2 separate regions of the Homo sapiens genome follow, and region 2 is linked to region 1. A link is a contact called in ENCODE Hi-C or POLR2A ChIA-PET data. All regions are on one chromosome and are shown on one strand. The core of a region is the stretch at or near the end of the contact, and the rest is flanking DNA. Distances in the headings are between cores, read along the strand shown.

What was found. A loop is a pair of places that touch in the nucleus more often than their neighbours do. ChIA-PET counts read pairs that join two places held with the same protein, here RNA polymerase II (POLR2A). Pooled maps may share reads with other maps.
Region 2: a loop to region 1 is called in a pooled map, with 3 times the contacts of the local background. The contact joins the promoter of AURKB here to the enhancer-like site in region 1. A Hi-C loop is called at or near these places in 1 of 50 pooled maps. POLR2A ChIA-PET finds 5 or more read pairs at or near these places in 2 of 52 experiments (HEK293 and activated CD4-positive, alpha-beta T cell).

Annotation. Positions count from the first base shown.
Region 1 is chr17:7,949,075-7,953,534 of GRCh38, reverse strand. CNTROB (centrobin, centriole duplication and spindle assembly protein) reads right to left here. Exons shown (of 19, transcript NM_053051.5): 18 at 4,378-4,450; 19 at 3,615-4,150. The coding sequence ends at 4,025. Among named protein-coding and RNA genes, the nearest start is that of CNTROB, 19 kb to the right of the region's middle. Within about 2 kb of position 1,939, at least 5 of the 41 ENCODE cell types and tissues checked have a DNase peak (open chromatin) inside an H3K27ac peak, as active enhancers do.
Region 2 is chr17:8,207,999-8,212,458 of GRCh38, reverse strand. It overlaps AURKB (aurora kinase B), which reads left to right and starts at 1,884. Exons shown (of 9, transcript NM_004217.4): 1 at 1,884-1,929; 2 at 2,210-2,282. The coding sequence starts at 2,235. RefSeq lists enhancers at 2,382-2,431, 1,993-2,652.

The sequences.
Region 1 (4,460 bases), core at 690-3,189:
AGCTCCGCCTCCTGTCAGATCAGCGGCGGCCTTAGATTTTCATGGGAGCGTGAACCCTACTGTGAACTGCGCATGCGAGGGATCTGGGTTGCATGCTCCTTATGAGAATCTAATGCCTGATGATCTGTCACTGTCTCCCATTATCCCCTGATGGGACCGTCTAGTTGCAGGAAAACAAGCTCAGGGCTCCCACTGATTCTACATTATGATGAGTTGTATAATTGTTTAATTACAATGTAATAATAATAATGATAGAAACAAAGTGCACAATAAATGTAATGTGCTTGAATCATCCCCAAACCATCCGCACCCCTGTCTGTGGAAAAACTGTCTTCCACAAAGCCCGTCCCTGCTGCCAAAAAGGTTGGGGACCACTGCTCTAGGGGACAGCAGAGCAATGAGATGGAAGGAATCTGAGACTCTAAGTGACCACATAAAGCAGGACTGACTCCACTGCTCTGGACCATAACCAGGGAAATGAACTTTGTCTAAAAGTCAGTGTATCACTGGGTTTGTTATTAGCCTTCACCCTAACAAACTCCACTTCCAGGACCTTCCCCACTCCCAACCACAACAGCTCTGAGAGTTCTTAGGAGACAAAGTCCCAGGTCAACCCCCCATCTACACCCTGTGAAACCTGAGCTTCAAGAAGGCTGCACCTACTTTCTCTGCAAGTGAGTTTTTATGAACTCTTAAAATCTTTCATTCCCCCGCCCCCAGCATATTCCCACGACGATCCTGGGAGGAAAAAGTGGGGACTGCTTGACTGTGGGTTTTCTCTTCCTCCCCAGTCTCCTTGGTGGTCTTCAGATTTTAATGTGGATATAATATATACAGTTTTATTTTGTATTTATTTATTTTTTGAGATGGAGTCTCACTCTGTCGCCCAGGCTGGAGTGCAGTGGCGCGATCTCGGCTCACTGCAACCTCCACCTCCCAGGTTCAAGGGATTCTCCTGCCTCAGCCTCCCGAGTAGCTTAGATTACAGGCATGTGCCACCACACCTGGCTAATTTTTTGTATTTTTAGTAGAGATGGGGTTTTGCCAAGTTGGCCAGGCTGGTCTCAAACTCCTGATCTCAGGTGATCCACCCACCTCGGCCTCCCAAAGTGCTGGGATTACAGGCATGAGCCACCGAACCCAGCCAATATATACAGTTTTAAAAATCAACGTTGTTTTACTCACCTCATAACATGGTTAAGTCAGCATGATGCCTTTTTTGGATTGCGTTTAAAGAGCTGTTTCAGGGAATATTCTCCAGGCTGTGCTTCACGTCAAGAAAAATGTAGGGCATACTGACTGATGGCGGTAGGCGGGAATCCAGGAGATAATGAGGAGAATGAACTGGGTGTTCACTTTACCAGCTATTAAAAACCGTAGCAAACCATCACCTACCAATGATGATAGTGTGCCATGAATCTGAGAGTTTGGTCAAACCAGTGTTACATATTTAAGGTAAAAAATAGAAAAGTAAACATTTCCATACGTGGGTAAACAGACAGGGCTGGAAAAGCCCTCAAGCCTGGGGCTGCTCCTGCGCCAGTGTGCCTCCAGTTTCTCCGCTGGTGCATGCCAGAGAGTGGTCCTGTGCGGGGCTGAGGATCAAGCCGTTCTGACACAGCTGAGCAGGGCAACCCACATGTCTGGTCATTCATCTTCACCTTTTCTTCCTTTGCCCGTCCCCTGGGGGCTAGAAAGTTACTTAGGTGGAAGTAAAATGCAAACATTAGTACAAAACACTCTATGAATCCACATCCTATCATGTGTATAACTCAGGGTCAGATAGAAGGGCCCTGCCTTCTTCTCAGAATCTGGTAAACTCTGTCCCTCAAACACCCACCTCTTACCTGCCAACACCACTTTCAGAATTGTACCTGCCATCACCACTACCCTGCACCATGTGCCAGAGCTGAGAGCTGCGTGTGAGTCTCAAGGTAGGATATCCTCTTCCAGTTTCAGTTTGACTGAGTGCTTTTCAGTGTTTGTACCATGAATTTGGGGCCTTTTTAAATTTCATGTCTACGTTATTTTCTTCCCTAGTATTGTTTTTCTTTGTCCATTTTAGTGAGCATTTAAATGGAAGTTTTATAAACATGGTTTAGTTTTCTTGCCAGCAGTCTATTTTTTTTCAATTTCAACTCTCTTTTTTTTTTTTTTTCAGACAGAGCCTTGCTCTGTCACCCAGTCTGGAGTGCAGTGGCACAATCTTGGCTTACTGCAACCTCTGCCTCTCAAGTTCAAGTGATTCTCCTTCCTCAGCCTCCCAAGTAGCTGGGATTACAGGTGCCCACTACCATGCCCGGCTAATGTTTTGTATTTTTTAATAGAGACAGTGTTTCACCATGTTGGCCGGGCTGGTCTCGAACTCTTGGCCTCAAGTGATCTGTCTGCCTCGGCCTTCCAAAGTGCTGGGATTACAGTGTGAGCCACCACACCCAGCCTCAATTTCAACTTTTATTTTAGATGCAGGGCATACATGTGCAGGTTTGTTACGTGGGTATATTGCACCTAGGTAGTGAGCATAGTACCATTAGGTAGTGTTTCAACCCGCGTCCCCCTCCCTCCCTCCCTCCCTGCTCTGGGAGTCTGCAGTATCTGTTGTTCCCAAGTCTATGTTCACATGTGCTCAATGTTTACTCCCACTTAGGAGAACATGTAGTATGAGGTTTTCTGTTCCTGCACTAACGCGCTTAATTAAGATTATAGCCTTCAGCTCCATCCATGTTGCTACAAAGGACATTATTTCATTCTTTTTCATGGCTGTGTGGTATTCCATGGTGTATATGTACATTTTCTTTATCCAATCCACCCCTGATGGGCATCTAGGTTGATTCTATGTCTTTGCTATTAAGAACAGTGTGGTAATGAACATATAAATGCATGTATCTTGTTGGAATAATGACCTATTTTCCTTTGGGTATATATCCAGTGATGTGATCGCTGGGTGAAATGGTAACTCTTAAGTTTTATGAGAAATCTCTAAACTGCTTTCCATAGTGGCGGAACTTACATTCCCACTGACAGCTATATAAGCATTCCCTTTTCTCTGCAGCCTCGCCAGCATGTTGTTTTTTGACTTTTTAATAATAGTCATTCTGATAGGTATGAGATGGTATCTCATTGTGGGGTTTTGCATTAAATTGATTTGCATTTCTCTGATGATTATTAACGAGCATTTTTTCAAATGTTTGTTGGCTGCTTGCATGTCTTCTTTTGCGAAGTGTCTGTTCAGGTCCTCTGCCCATTTTTTAATGGAGGTATTTGTTTTTTGTTTGTTGATTTAAGTTCCTAATAGATTCTGGATGTTAGACCTTTGTCAAATGCATAGTTTGAGAATATTTTCTCCCATTCTGTAGGCTGTCTGTTTACTCTGTCGACAGTCTCTTTTGCTGTGCAGAAACTCTTTTGTTTAATTAGGACCCAGCACTCTAGTCTTTTACACGTTTTAAAGCTGTAAGCGTGAAGACTATAGCAACAATATGTCTGCTGGCTGGAGTAGAATCTGCCAATCTGAATCCTACAAATGCAACCTGAAAGAATTATTTTCCCTTAGAAAACTTTCTCCCCAACAACCAAATTTTAACTCAAACTCTTTATACAATAACTTACTCTTATTAAAGTTTGGGTCTGTTCTGATTATTAAAGTAACATATACTTGTTTTAGAAAATTTGGAAAATACAGAAACGTATTAAAAAACTAAGAATCACCCATAATTCCACTACCACCCAGAGTTCATTGCTCTGCAGGTTTTAGCTTTGTCCACTGAATCTTAGCCGCCCCAACTTTCCAAATCTTGTCATAGACCGTCTTCCAAAGCATTCATGTCTTTTCCCACAGGAAATGACATATAAACATGTAACATATAAAAAAAGTACTCAACCAAATGTGGTTTCTTTACGAAGTGATTCCCTACAAAACCTCTATTTTCCAAATTCCTATGAGCCAGAGACTCTGATACAGACTAATGAGCATTTATTAAAATAACAACAATGAGAGAACAAAGAGGAGAGAGGGTAGGGGGGCTCATCTCCAGACTCCCCCCCGGCTCCTCATGCTACTCGGGGCAGGGTGCCCACTTTTCTTCCGTGCGGGAGGTTTTTCAGTCTTGGGGGCTGTAGCAAGGCGGCGAGGGACAGCCTGGGAGGGAATCTGAGAGTTGAGGGAAGAGAGAGGAAGAAATCAGCGTCAGATCCTCTCAATTCCCCACCCCACTGAGGAAATGCACGTGGAGAGGGCCAGATGAGTCTGCAGGGAGGAAAGGCCATGCTACAGAATGCAGGGGTGGAATGGAGGGGCCAGCCAGGAGTGTGCAGAGGTGAAGGAGCTGGTCAGTGAGAGCCCTTTTCTCCCCTGGTCCCTGCCTGACTTTCCCTCACCTCTTTCCGGGGGATCTCACCCAAGCGGGAGTCTGTGTTCCTTCTGGGGACATTATCCCCTCGGCCATCAGTCCTGCTACACA
Region 2 (4,460 bases), core at 635-3,134, 260 kb before region 1:
CAACAATGTCATCAAGTCCTGAAGTTCTTTCCAGGCCTCTCTTCTGCCTTCTGCAATGTTAGGCTTCAATGTCAAGCTGCTTCCTTCAGTAGCACTAGAAGCAGCAATGAGGGCTGCATGCTTCCCTGCTCACTTCCAGAAATCTCTTCCTCCATACCTTGCCCTATACATCTTTTCATCTATATCATTTGTAATACACTTTATGATAAACCAGTAAACGTTAAGTGTTTCCTTGAGCTGCCCAGCATTCTGAGCAAGAAACTGATTCCCACTAGCTGGCCCACTTAAATCACAGGCTTATGCCTGATCCAATAACCATAATCTGGAATAAAAGGTATTGATTAGTATAAGTTAATTGGGGCTCATTTCTGGACCTGCAATGAAGTCAGTTTCCTTCTCAAATCCTCAAAACTCTAAGTGCTTTCAGAAGTGGGAATAAAGCTGGGCGCAGTGGCTCACGCCTGTAATCCAAGCACTTTGGGAGACCAAGGCGGGCGGATCACCTGAGGCCAGCCTGAGCAATGTGATGAAACCCCGTCTCTACTAAAAATACAAAAATTAGCCGGGCGTGGTCACATGCACCTATAATCCTAGGTACTCGGGAGGCTGAGACAGGAGAATCAGTTGCACCCTGGAGGAGGAGGTTGTGGTGAGCTGAGATTGTGCCATTGCACTCCAGCCTGGGCAACACAGCGAATCTTCATCTCAAAAAAAAAAAAAAAAGTGAGATTTAAATAGGTCTTCATCAACCTAGGGATTTGGGGTTGTCAGCAACAGAAACTACTACAGAAACCGACTGCATAGACTGGAGAGACAGGTGGTCCCCTAAAGGAAAAATAGAGTGTTAGAAGAAAGGAGAAGAGTGCTGGACAGTACATACTTAATAAATATCCACTGGTTATTTCATAGAAGGCCCAAAAATGTATTTATTTAACCCAGTAATGAAATCTGAGGGTTAGGAAGAGCAGAAAAGAAGGAAGTGTGGCAGGAAGGAGGAAAAATGAAAGTGGGCCCAAACAACACGGCAGCTAACAGAGATCTTGCAACGAAAGGTCTATTGGTGGAAAAACTCCTCCCAGGAATGTCAGAACTTTTAAGAACGACATAGTAATGACACAAGAATAAACACACAGGCAAATGAGCAAACAACGGAATACAAAGTCTAGAAATAGACACAAGTAAATATGCTAACATTATATATCAAGGGCAGCATTTAAATTCTGTTGGGGCAGTTTGTTTAACAAATGGTGTTGACATAACTGGCGCTCCATCGGGCAGAGAAGTTAGACCCCAGCTCATACATGCATAAGGATAAACTCCAGTTACATTAAAGATTTAATTTTTTTTATAAAAAGAAGAAGGCCGGGCACGGTGGCTCACGCCTGTAATCCCAGCATTTTGGGAAGCCGAGGCGGGTGGATCACCTGAGGACAGGAGTTCGAGACCAGATTGGCCAACACAGCGAAAACCCGTCTCTAATAAAAATACAAAAATTAGCCAGGCGTGGTGGCGGGCGCTTGTAATCCCAGCTACTCGGGTGGCTGAGGCACGAGAATCGCTTGAACCCGGGAGGCAGAGGTTGCAGCAAGCCCAGATAGCACCATTATACTCCAGCCTGAGCGACAGAGAGAGACCTGTCTCAAAAAAGGAAAAAAAAAAAGAAAAGAAAAAGCAAGATAATTCACTGGGGGAATTTGGGGAAACTTTCCTAAACTGGAAGCCAAGCGTGAGCCCTTCTCATTCCGCCTCTTCCATTGGGTTCCCATGACTTACGTCACAGGACATCGAGCCAATGGGAACTAGGCATGGGCGACGAGCTTGCCCAATGGGGCCGGGGCGGGAGATTTGAAAAGTCCTTGGCCAGGGCGCGGCGTGGCAGATTCAGTTGTTTGCGGGCGGCCGGGAGAGTAGCAGTGCCTTGGACCCCAGGTGAGCTGGCCTCCTGTCGCAGGCCTTGCGCCGGGAGTGGGCAGATGATCAGGTAGATCAGAGGGTCCGTTGGGCTGGCCTGCGCGCACGCCGCAGGGCTGGAAGGAGGTAGGGACGATAGCAGGGCGGGGGCGGTGAGACCAGCGCCCAGATTGGGGCTAGTGTGCTGACCTGCTCCCTTTTACCAGCTCGGGCTAGCGCTTCCGGCTCGATCGGTCCAACCCCTCCCTCTCTCTCTCTTTTTCTCTGCTTCTCACGGCTGTTTCCCTTCTCCGCCCAGCTCTCCTCCCCCTTTCTCTCTAAGGATGGCCCAGAAGGAGAACTCCTACCCCTGGCCCTACGGCCGACAGACGGTAAGGCCCTTCCCTCCGTCCCTGCGCCCCCATGACCCCGCATGGCGAGTTCCTGCTGGGAAACTTGAGATCCTGCAATGAGCAATCCTTTAAGCACTTTCTTCCCCGTTATGCTCCAAAGTACGGGTCCCAAGTTTGACGACAGAACCCGCTCTGGTCATTTGTAGCCACATCCTGTCAGGTGCTGCCAACGTGAATCTGACCAGCCAGTGACTCCCAGCTGGTGAGGACCTCTGCAGGGCTCGTCACATACAAATGATATCTGGGACTGAGCAGGCAGGGCCTGGCCTTCAGGCCATGATTCCCAATCCATATCCTGAAAAAAAAAAAACTAGACAGCAAATAGAAATAGACTCTAAAAGGATATAAAGTTACAGTTTAAAAGGCCCAGGGCAAGTCTAAATTACAATTTGGAATTAATGACTAAATTGAGGTAAGAATCTAAATGGATCTAAATTGACTTATTTCCCAATGGTCCAGACAGATTTCATTGAAGGGCCTCCTCTCTGATTTGAAATGCCACCTTTATTATATATATAAATTCCCACATATATGTGGGTCTATTTCTGGACTGTATTTTATTCAACTTGCTTATTTGTAGATTGGTACCAATATCACTATTTGGGGCCTAGGGGCTTTCTTCTCTTGGCTGCAGAAGAAGGAAGGGGCCCTGCACAGGCTTTGCTCCCTGTTTTTGGAGCTCTTGCTTCCTGGAGAGTCTGTCTGTTCCCTTGTACATCAGCTCCCTCCCTCATGGAGCACTGAGTGAGGCTGTCAGGAATGGAGTCTGAATGAGAAACCATTGTCACTTTTACCTTAGTCACTCCTAAAAGAAAATGTACCTATTATTTTGAGAGTTGAAAGTGAGGCCAGGTAGGTGGCTCACGCCTGTAATCCCAGCACTGGGAGGCTGAGGCAGGTGGATCACCTGAGGTCAGGAGTTCGAGACCAGCCTGGCCAACATGGTAAAACCCCGTCTCTACTAAAAATACAAAAATTAGCCAGGCATGTGCCTGTAATCCCACCTACTCAGGAGGCCGAGGCAGGAGAATTGCCTGAACCTGGGAGGTGGAGGTTGCAGTGAGCCGAGATGGCACCATTGCACTCCAGCCTGGGTAATAGAGCGAGACTCCATCTCAAAAAAAAAAAAAAATGAAGAAGTTGAAAGTGAGAAGTGGTCCAGGGCCATCAGGGTAGCTCTTAGTGTCCTTAAAGCCTGTTCTTGCAAAAGTGTAAATCCTGGTTATTGCTATAACATTCAAGGCCTCAAGCATCTTATCTAAGCCTTAATAAACTAAGCTTTTTAGGAGACTTTGAGAATACCTCTGTGCTAAACCCCTTGAATTGTGGGTGTTCATTGACGCAGCTCTCTACTGTGGTGTAAGTGAGGGGCTGGATGAATGACTGTGTTGTTATGGACAGGACTTATACAGGTTGAACAGCTTCATGCCTGAAAAGTGTGGGCCAGGGCCAAAGAAGTGAAATGTTAGGTGTTGGTGTGAGTCCTTTGCCCCTTATCTTAGGCCTACTTAGGTTATTTATTTTTTATTTATTTATTTATTTATTTATTTATTTATTTATTTTTTGAGACGGAGCCTCACTGTGTTGCCCAGGCTGGAGTGCAATGGTGCGATCTCAGCTCACTGCAACCTCTGCCGCCCAGGTTCAAGCGATTCTCCTGCCTCAGCCTCCCGAGTAGCTGGGATTACAGGCGCCTGCCACCACACCTGGCTAATTTTTTTTTTTTTTTTTGAGATGGAGTCTAGCTCTGTTGCCCAGGCTGGAGTGCAATGGTACGATCTCGGCTCACTGCAACCTGTGCCTCCCAGGTTCAAGCGATTCTCCTGCCTCAGCCTCCTGAGTAGCTGGGATTACAGGAGCGTGCCACCACGGCCAGCTAATTTTTGTATTTTTAGTAGAGATGGGGTTTCACTGTGTTGGCCAGGCTGGTCTCAAACTCCTGACCTTGTGATCCGCCTGCCTCGGCCTTCCAAAGTGCTGGGATTACAAGCATGAGCCACCACGCCCAGCCGCACCCAGCTAATTTTTTATATTTTTAGTAGAGATGGCGTTTCACCATGTTGGCCAGGCTGGTCTTGAACTCCTGACTGCGGGAGCCACTGCGCCCAGCCCTAGGTTGTTTATTAATAACCCATTTTAATATGGGACTATGAGCAG